Regions from separate parts of the Homo sapiens genome. Here all the other regions are linked to region 2. Evidence: chromatin contacts called from ENCODE Hi-C or POLR2A ChIA-PET data. All regions are on one chromosome and are shown on one strand. Each heading gives the region's core, a stretch centred on a gene start or an enhancer-like site at or near the end of the contact. The rest is flanking DNA. Distances are from core to core; before and after follow the strand shown. Region 1 holds the start of SH3BGRL3 (SH3 domain binding glutamate rich protein like 3). Region 2 holds the start of ID3 (inhibitor of DNA binding 3). Region 3 holds the start of UBXN11 (UBX domain protein 11).

Region 1 (3,139 bases), core at 320-2,819, 2.7 Mb before region 2:
AACACAGAGGTGACAGTCACAAGAGAACAGCTCAGCCACCCTTCCCACAGAGCAGTCTCAGCACAGTCACAACTACCAACCTTGCCCAGGGCAGGGACCCAGGAGGCCCAGGCCACAACCAACCAGACACAGTGCCAATGGAACAGGACATCATTTAATTGCCTCTAGGGTCCTCCTGGGAGAGGGACTGCGGGGCCTTTGGCAGAGCTCTGGCTGATGGAACCAACAGAGGTGCCCATCAGCCAGTGCCAGGCAGGATGGCGGCCCCAATGCTTGGCTGGGGGCAGCCAGCATTTGGGGCTGTTGCTTAAGACAATTTCTGAGACTAATGGGTAAGGAATGTTGCCTTTAGATGGAGGAGAGGGGACTACATTTAGAGAGGAGGGAGGAGAAGTGGCCTGCATTGGGGGAGGGACTCTAAGGTTAGGTTAGGAATGACAGGGAGTTGGTCAAAAGGTCCTTCATGGCCAGGTGAAGGCTGGGGGGAGTGTGGTGATGGAGTCCAGCAGGGGAACTCTGGACAGGCTTGACTCAAGCCAGCTTCAGGAACTCCTGCAGCGTGTTTTGTTCCACAGCCTCCACGAAGAGCTCATAGTCCTGGAGAAGGGGAGGCGAGGGGTGGTCACCTGAATGCAGGGGGCCCAAGTGCTTTGTGGCAGATATGACCCTGGCTAGAGTCCTCTTCCAACACTCCCCCCACCCCCCCGTCCCCCAGCCCATACCCCACAGTACTGGTCCCCGTTGACAATCTGGGGTGGGGTGGCCTTGGGGTTGCCTGCCAAGGCTCGCATCTCATCCCTCAGGGCGTTGTCCTGGGAGATGTCCACTAGCTGGTATTGGATGCGCTTCCCATCCAGGATTCGGGTCACCTCGCTCTGCTGGGACTTGATCTGGGGACAGAGGGTGGGTAGGGGTTAGTGGATAGGCTGGAGGATTTATGGGGGAAATGCTGGGCAGGGTGAGAGAGGCTGTGACCAGGAGCTTTTGTCCCCCCATTCCCCTCCACACTAGGGGAGGGTTCTGGCCTCTAGGAGTTGGGAGGATGAGTCAGGCTTGAGGTGGTGCAGGATGAAGAGAGGGATTATCAGCCACGGGGGAGGGGGTCAGAGTGAAGGGAAGTGGGATCAGGCTCAGGGTGGGGAGGGGAGGGGAGGGCAGGCTGCGGTCGTGGTCAGGGTCAGCCCGGTAGTGGGAGTGCAGAGAATGGGTGTGGGGTTGATGGGGGATGGGCACGGGAAGTTCATGCCGCGGCTGCAAAGGACCCAGGATGCCCGATGAAGACATTCAGGATGGGGCCTCGGGACCGGGTCCGGGAGACCGTGCCCAGCACCTCGCCGACGCACTCCCCCCACCCCGCCCCCGTCCTGGGGGTGGGTCCCGGGCGCTAGGGTCCAAAGCACCGGGATACAGCCCTGCGCTTTCCCCCAGCGCCAGTCCGGGCGCGCACTTACTTCGCGGGAGCCGGTGACCGACGTGCTGTAGACGCGCAGGCCGCTCATGCTGGGGGTAGACAGACGGGCCGGCGGGCAGAGGGCGGCGGTAGCGGCAGCTGCACTGCCGGGAGACGACGCCGCCGCCGTGCTCGGGAGCGGTTTCCTTCCTGCTCCGCCCGCCAAGTCATCGCGCTCGGGACCAATGGGCGGCGCGGGCAGGCGGGGTGGGACCTGCGCGACACCGCCCCGCACGCCAGAGGCCCCTTCCCTTCCCCCTCGGTTACCAGGCGCGCAACGGACCCGTCCCACGCAGGGCGCCCCTTCTGCGGCTGCCCTGATCGTCCTTTTCGGCCCTTCCCTGATCTGGAGCTCAGTGTGAGACTGGGGAGGGGCCTGGGTGGCAGGACAGGCCCGGGAGAGGGTCTGGCAGAAGCCTCCCTCTCCAGCCGCACACAGGTTTGGTGCATCCAACTCCCCAGCCACGAGAGCCGCTCTCTCCAGGAGGAGGTGCTCTAATAGCACAGGGAAGCTTGGGGCTTTGGAAGGTTTGAGCTGCTTTCAGACCCAAAGTTCTCTAAGAACCTTGCTCCAAGGGATCCCTCGCTCCACCACCCAACACGCACCACTAACCCTAGGGGATAGGAAGCATAGGACAGCAGGAAGAGCCCATGCTTAGAGATTTTCCCCCAAGTTCCTCTCCACTCAGGTGGGAAGGTTTAGACAAGGAAGGGTGATAGCAGGACGCAGAGGCCACACCCTCAAGGAACCAGATGGAGACCAAGGCTGACAGCTGGAAAGCGTGGCGGTAGAGGATGATGTCAGGACTCGAGAGCCTAGGCTCAAGCTGACCCTTAAGATCCACCCCAGGTCTTGGGGTGGTCCAAGCTCAACCCCAGCTCCATGCTGCAGATGGCATTCCCAAACTGCTACTACTCCCAGCAAGAATTCAGCGGTTGAGGGGGCAGACTCCAGCAACGAGCCCAACTTTGGAGACCTAGCTGTCTGGCACTCAACATCATGCTTCTCAGATGTCCCCCTGGTCCAGGGCTCAGGCAGGTTAACAGCCCAGAAAGACAACCCTTGCTCTGGTAAAGCCACTTCCTCACAGCAACCCAGAGGCTGCCAACTTCCTGAGAGGACTGCTGAAACTTTCCAGTGACAAACTTCTGTTATGACTCAGGGAAGGTTTGCCCAAGAGAAAGTGAGTGGGAAGAGATCTGGTTCTATAGAACGACAGAGGAGCAGAGGTGGCAGAGATAGATAGGGACATGAGGCTGGCTGGACCTGCCAAAGGTTCCTCCACGCTGCTGCCTGGGGGACCTGGCTGAACACCCAGGTGTTTGGCTCTAACAAGCCAAAGTGAGGGGTAGAATAGCGTGGTGGTGGTGATGGAAGGGTATGGAAAACTGAGGAGTCTGTTAAGATACTTTATTTTATAATCAAAATACGCAATACAAACAAATGGACATAACAAAGATTCATATAAATAACTGGTTATAAACTTTATGAGGAAAAATACCCGTCAGCATGGTGGCTGGGCTCCCAATGCACAGGGTGGAGACCAACCAGGCGGCTCTGCCTTTAAGCAGCAGGAGCCCAGAGGCTGAAGGGCTGGCTGGGTGGGGCTGCTCTGAATGGAAGGGATAAGTCACTCCATAAATAAAACACAAACTTGTAAAAACACTTAAGAAAGAGCCTCATTCAGG
Region 2 (3,280 bases), core at 781-3,280:
TTTAAACAAAAAAAGAAGAAGAAGAAGAAGAATGGGCATTTGCACAGAAATCTGCCTGGCCCGTGATTTTTCTAGAACCCTCTGGACTTGACCGTTTTGCCACAGAAGTCTGCAAGATAGGAAAAGAAGGATCTTCTCTTCGGTTATTCAGGAGTTCCTACAGCCATTATTTTGCCTTTCCTGACCAAATAGCTGGCACTTGACGGCTGTAGCATGTAAAGACTGACTTGCCCACTCACAGGTTTTCTTCCTCTTTTCTTACTGAAGAGCCTGTCCTTGAAAAAAACATTCCAGGAAGAAATCTTTCTTGGGCCACAGAGCCCTGTGGTTTGATGGAAAAGAACGAGGCTTCAAGACTGGCTCTGCTATTACTTGTAGTGTGACATTGGGCATGTCTTAAATGCCTTCCTTGGGCCCCTCAGCATCTTTCACCTACATATCCAAATTTCACACAACCTTGGACTTCTACAATTGGAAAGGATTTTAAATAATCACTTAGTACCATCGTCTATTTTACTCACAAGGCAATTAAAGCCAGAGTACCTGGGCTTGTTCAAGATTACATGACAAATTATTGTCAGGGCTAGCATGATGAACCCAGGGCTCTCAATTCCCAGTCAGTGTCCTTTTCAACCGTTTTGCGACTCTCTTTGGCTCTGAGCCCCCCTTGTCCTGTTAATCAGTGCCACACATTATCGAACTCTTGTTTCCTGTGTTAATCTTGTCTCCCCAAATTGTGAGATTCTTGAAAGCAGGAGCCACTGTTTTATGCGGAGGGACTCCATAAATATTCACCAATGATTCATTAGGAAAGCAACTATTGGGGGAATCCCACTTGGTCATTTCCAAAATGGAAAGCAGCATCTTGGAAGTGCAGGTCCCCAAATGTCTAGGGAGGTGACAAGAAGGCAAGCAAAGAATCAAAGAATACTGAGCACAGTGTCCTGTTGCAATACAGGACTTAGTTTGCCGGCCCTCTGGTTCCTTTCCTGGTCTTTCAGATGGAGCTGGAGCTACTTCAGCAGGGCTAAGAATAATCAAGTCCAGGTGGCCTGCCCTTCCATAGCAGAAAGGGACAGACAATAGAGCAATGAAATTACCACTGTTTTCTACACAGAGGTGTGTGGAAAGTGAAGAGAGGGGAAGTTAAGAAATTTGCTGACCCAATTGGGTGGGGGGGGGCTCTTAAAAAGGTTTATGTAGAAATTGTCCCATCTGTGCCTCCATATTTAAAACCTTGTCCAAAATTCTAATTGAACTCACAAAGCACAACTGTGCATATATTTAGTTCGTTATGGAGTTTATGGGGCAGAGGGTCCAGGCTCCTTTTTTCCCCATGCAAAAAGCATGGGCTCAAGCTTTCTTCTTTTCCCCTGTTGCTCAAATAAATAGTGTTCTTTGCTCAAACCCCCTTTCCCTCCTCCTTCTGCAATCTCAGCGCCTAGCGCAAATCTGTTTTCTTCATTGTAACCTCAGCTTCACCGCAATTAATTTTTTTTCCCTCTGGTCACAAGATAATTCCTGACGCCAGTGAGTCTGGAGGTCAGACGAACAGCAAATTGGGGAACAAGGCGGCACTAATTCCTTACAAGTTTCCCTTGAAAAATCTTTCGCTTAAAAAAAACGGGGGGTGGGGGGAGCTTCTTTGCTGTTCAGGGATTTATGACCTCGGAGGAGCTGTGGCTCGAACCAGTGTTGGGCTAAAGGCGGACTGGCAGGGGGCAGGGAAGCTCAAAGATCTGGGGTGCTGCCAGGAAAAAGCAAATTCTGGAAGTTAATGGTTTTGAGTGATTTTTAAATCCTTGCTGGCGGAGAGGCCCGCCTCTCCCCGGTATCAGCGCTTCCTCATTCTTTGAATCCGCGGCTCCGCGGTCTTCGGCGTCAGACCAGCCGGAGGAAGCCTGTTTGCAATTTAAGCGGGCTGTGAACGCCCAGGGCCGGCGGGGGCAGGGCCGAGGCGGGCCATTTTGAATAAAGAGGCGTGCCTTCCAGGCAGGCTCTATAAGTGACCGCCGCGGCGAGCGTGCGCGCGTTGCAGGTCACTGTAGCGGGACTTCTTTTGGTTTTCTTTCTCTTTGGGGCACCTCTGGACTCACTCCCCAGCATGAAGGCGCTGAGCCCGGTGCGCGGCTGCTACGAGGCGGTGTGCTGCCTGTCGGAACGCAGTCTGGCCATCGCCCGGGGCCGAGGGAAGGGCCCGGCAGCTGAGGAGCCGCTGAGCTTGCTGGACGACATGAACCACTGCTACTCCCGCCTGCGGGAACTGGTACCCGGAGTCCCGAGAGGCACTCAGCTTAGCCAGGTGGAAATCCTACAGCGCGTCATCGACTACATTCTCGACCTGCAGGTAGTCCTGGCCGAGCCAGCCCCTGGACCCCCTGATGGCCCCCACCTTCCCATCCAGGTAAGCCTCGAAGTCGGGACAGGGCTGAACACCCAGGCAAGGATGCTGCGGGACCCTCGGAGCTCCCGATTGCCTCGCGTAACTCTTCCCTCTTTTCCTCTAATCAGACAGCCGAGCTCACTCCGGAACTTGTCATCTCCAACGACAAAAGGAGCTTTTGCCACTGACTCGGCCGTGTCCTGACACCTCCAGGTGAGTATCTCCTCTCTTGGAGAGGGAGGTTTAAACGGCAAGTCCTGGAGTTGGCAGACGTTTTGAAAAATTGCCACTCACTCGGTTTAGGGAAACTGAGGCCAGAGAGGGACAAGTGACTTGCCCATGGTTGCATCAAATGAATGGCAGAGTCAGTTTCCATGTGATGTGCATTTAAGCCTTAAATGCGCCTGGGCCCTGCCCTCCCGCAGTGGCCGAGGGTCTGGCAAAGTAGACATGGGTCCGACTAAATACAAGTCTTTCTGTTCCATGTTGTATAGGGAGCTGTCTTCGGCAGCCCCCTCCCAGCTAGTGTCAATTCCAAGTAGGAGGGGTAGCGCAAGCTCCGCCTGTGGTCTTTGGCGCCAACTGGGTGGGGGCAGCGTGGGGCGCGGAGTTATCAGCTGGAGGTACAGACCAAGTTTCCTCCCTGGCGCCGGCCAGTCTGCGGACGGCCCCCGCCTCGGCACGCTCGGCGGAAACTGACTGCTCCTTGGTCTTCTTTCCTCCCCCGCCCAGAACGCAGGTGCTGGCGCCCGTTCTGCCTGGGACCCCGGGAACCTCTCCTGCCGGAAGCCGGACGGCAGGGATGGGCCCCAACTTCGCCCTGCCCACTTGACTTCACCAAATCCCTTCCTGGAGACTAAACCTGGTGCTCAGGAGCGAAGGACTGTGAACTTGTGG
Region 3 (3,077 bases), core at 37-2,536, 2.7 Mb before region 2:
CTTCCAATTTGCATATAAAGAATGCTGTCCACTTTGGGAGGCAGAGATGGGCGGATGGCTTGAGCTCAGGAGTTTGAGACCAGGCTGGGCAACATGGCAAGACCCCGTCTCTACAAGAAAATACAAAAACTAGCTGGGCGTTGTTGTGCACACCTGTAGTCCCAGCTACACTGGTGGCTGTGATGGGAGGATAGCTTGAGCCTGGGAGGCGGATGTTGCAGTGAGCAGAGCCTACCCTTCCCTGAATGTGGTAGGCTAGAAAGTCAAACGGAAAATTAAAAAAAAAAAAAAAAAAAAGCAACAGAAAAACACTCTTGGGTTGTGCAGAGAAAGGGCTTTTGAACCTGGGCACAAAGAAGTGAGTGCCTGAGATCAGAAATCATAAACTCCCAGACCATCACAGCTGAAAGGGTGAAGAGATGATGATGATGATTAACAGCAGGAAACGTTTTTGAAAAAGTGCTCTCTACAGGTGTTTCTGTTTCGGCTTTCCCCTTTAAAATCGTGTACTTTGCATTACCTTATTTAATCCTCACGGCAACCCAGTGGGGGTAGGTATTATCACTGTTTTACAGATATAAAAACTAAGGTGTATAAAGTGCCCAAGAACACACAGTAAGGAGCCAGGACTCCTAATTCCAAAGTTCGTGGTCTTAACTGCCTTTAGCTGTTTTGGTGACTGAGTCTAATCCAACACAATTTTACAGATGAGGCTCTGGGAGGGGAAATTGTCTTACCCAACTCTTAACACAAGGGAACTAGAATTTGGGCCGCCCTTCCGGGCGCCAATCTGGTCAAGGATTTGTCACAGAAACTCAGATTTAGGAAACATTTATTAAGTACTTGCATCATTGCAATCCATCCTCAAAGCAGCCTCCGTGAAGTATTACAGTACTTCGTGTTACAATACTGATCATATGGGGAAATAAGCTAAGAGGGATAATTCCTCCCAAGATCAATTTAGCAAAATAGCGGCACTGTCGGGATCACACATTCAGGTCCTGAATGTGAGGCTGCCAGCAGTTTCATTAACCTAATCCCAGGCTCCTTCCTCCCGCACCTGAGGGTAGGAACGAACCACCCCCCCCCCCCACCCCGCCCCGGACCTGGAGCCCTCTCAGAGCGGTGCATTCTGGGATTCGCCCGCGAAGAATACCGACTCTGTGGGCCAATAGAATCCGAGCACAGGCGACTGTATCCACCTTCGCTGTCTGCAGGTTGCTCAGGCCTCCCTCAAACTAGCCAATGAGAAGTGCACGGGTCCTGGTCGCCTAGGAAACCGCGTGACAACAAGATGGCGGCGCTGCGGGACGGCTAGCGGCCCTGCGTGGTGAGTCTGGCTTAAGACCTTTCTGCCCCTGGAGTCCCCACGCAGGCTGGAGCCCGAGCCCCGAGGGCCTGCGAGCTCCGCGGCTCCCACAGGAGAGGTTCAAGACCCTGCTTACCATGACTACGCGTGGAGGCGGAAGGAGGCGACACGGCCTCCAGGGCTGGGTTAGATCGTGATAGACGTCGCTCCCTGAGCGCGTCCTGGGGGCATTAGGGAGTCCTGGCAGCGGGCCGGACCGTGTCCCCGCCAGAGCTCTGGGCTCTGGGGATGACGGAGAGGCCGAGGAGGTGTGAAGAAGAATGTTGTGAGTCAAGCACAGCACTGAGTTTGGTTCCAAAGATGTAGAGGCATGGTGCAGAGATTTGCTCTCAGAGCCAGGTCTGAAGTGGGTGACAACTCTGCCTTAAGGACCTTTTGGCCTGAGGGGTAGTCACAGTCCTGCCCTTGGAAGCCCCAAAGTGAAGGAGTTAGGCGACTGTCCTCAGGGCTCCCTAATCTGAAGGAGAAAGAGATATGCCCCTGCCCTCAGGAGTCCCCCCAAACGGACAGGGAAATGCAGCCTTTGCCTTCAGGGGCCCTTGTAATCTGGGAGAAGATTAACCTGGAGACAATGTGTCGGACTGGACTGGAGTGACACTGGAAGTAGGGAAGTCAGTTGGGAGCCATGTGACAGCCCCCAGAATGGGCAGTGAGAGTCCCACTAGGACGGCCGACGGTGGCCATGGAAAGGGGCAGCTATATGTGAGAGAGTTTAGCCTGCAGGGTTTGATGTAAGAGGCAAGATGGCGTAAGAGGGAAGGAAGGAGAGAAAAAATGTGGTTGGGTGATGGGGTCCCATTAAGAAGGGGGAAGTGGGAGGAAGTGAGTTTGACGAAAATGTTGGATTTGGTTTAGGAGTTTTGTTTTTTTTTCCCATGACAGCTTTATTGAGATATAATTCACGTATTACATACTTCACTCCTTTAAAGTGTAAATTTCAATTTTTAGTATATTTTAGTATATATTCCATTTATATGAAATGTGCAGTGTGGGCAAGTCTATAGAACAGAAAGTAGATTTGTGGTTGCCTAAGGCTGCCTTGGAAAAGGGGTGGGGGCTGGAGGGTAAATTGGGGGTGACTGCCAAAGGGTACAGGGTTTGTTTAGGCTGACGAAAATGTTCTAAAATTGTGATGGTAGTACAGCTCTGTGAATATACTAAAAAGAAAATTACACTGTAAGAAGGTGAAATATGTGAATTATATCTCAAAGCTGTTTTATGAAAAAGGTTGCATACTGTATAATTCCATTTGTGTAACTTTTTTGAAGTAAGAAAATTATAGAGATGGGCCAGGTGGGGTGGCTCACGCCGGTAATCCTAGCACTTTGGGAGGCTGAGGCAGGAGAATTGCTTGAACCTGGGAGGCGGAGGTTGCAGTGAGCCGAGATTGCGCCATTGCTCTCCAGCCTGGGCGACAGAGCGAGACTCCATCTCAAAAAACAAAACAAAAAAAGTATTGAGGGGAGCTGGGTGAAGGATACAAAGGATCTTTCTGTACTATTTTCCTAATTTCCTGTGAATCTATAATAATTTTCAAATAAAAAGCTAAAATATAAGTGAAAAACAAACTGAAGGGGAAAAAAAAGAGTTAGCTGGCCAAGGGAAGGGTGCAGGTAGGAGTGGGGAGACCGTTCTGGGAGTGGGGGGATTGAGGTTGAGGCAGGGGGGATACACATGCATTTGAGGCATTGCTAGAAGTTGAGGTGGC

Evidence for each region. A loop is a pair of places that touch in the nucleus more often than their neighbours do. ChIA-PET counts read pairs that join two places held with the same protein, here RNA polymerase II (POLR2A). Pooled maps may share reads with other maps.
Region 1: POLR2A ChIA-PET joins it to region 2 with 11 read pairs in naive thymus-derived CD4-positive, alpha-beta T cell. The contact joins the promoter of SH3BGRL3 here to the promoter of ID3 in region 2. A Hi-C loop is called at or near these places in 1 of 50 pooled maps. POLR2A ChIA-PET finds 5 or more read pairs at or near these places in 2 of 52 experiments (Caco-2 and naive thymus-derived CD4-positive, alpha-beta T cell).
Region 3: a loop to region 2 is called in a pooled map, with 8 times the contacts of the local background. The contact joins the promoter of UBXN11 here to the promoter of ID3 in region 2. A Hi-C loop is called at or near these places in 3 of 50 pooled maps. POLR2A ChIA-PET finds 5 or more read pairs at or near these places in 2 of 52 experiments (H1 and activated CD4-positive, alpha-beta T cell).

The regions. Positions count from the first base shown.
Region 1 is chr1:26,278,516-26,281,654 of GRCh38, reverse strand. SH3BGRL3 (SH3 domain binding glutamate rich protein like 3) reads right to left here and starts at 1,569. Exons shown (of 3, transcript NM_031286.4): 1 at 1,452-1,569; 2 at 723-890; 3 at 133-597. The coding sequence starts at 1,499. The coding sequence ends at 532. It overlaps CEP85 (centrosomal protein 85), which reads right to left. Exons shown (of 14, transcript NM_001319944.2): 14 at 2,847-3,139. RefSeq lists enhancers at 274-1,160, 1,161-2,048 and silencers at 1,288-1,737, 1,214-1,785.
Region 2 is chr1:23,558,251-23,561,530 of GRCh38, reverse strand. ID3 (inhibitor of DNA binding 3) reads left to right here and starts at 2,030. Exons shown (of 3, transcript NM_002167.5): 1 at 2,030-2,404; 2 at 2,512-2,596; 3 at 3,116-3,280. The coding sequence starts at 2,105. The coding sequence ends at 2,571. The region is part of intron 2 of LOC124903876 (a long non-coding RNA gene); the gene reads right to left. RefSeq lists silencers at 1,717-1,963, 1,831-2,090 and an enhancer at 3,031-3,160.
Region 3 is chr1:26,304,845-26,307,921 of GRCh38, reverse strand. UBXN11 (UBX domain protein 11) reads left to right here and starts at 1,286. Exons shown (of 15, transcript NM_001389556.1): 1 at 1,286-1,330. RefSeq lists enhancers at 956-1,045, 1,446-1,495.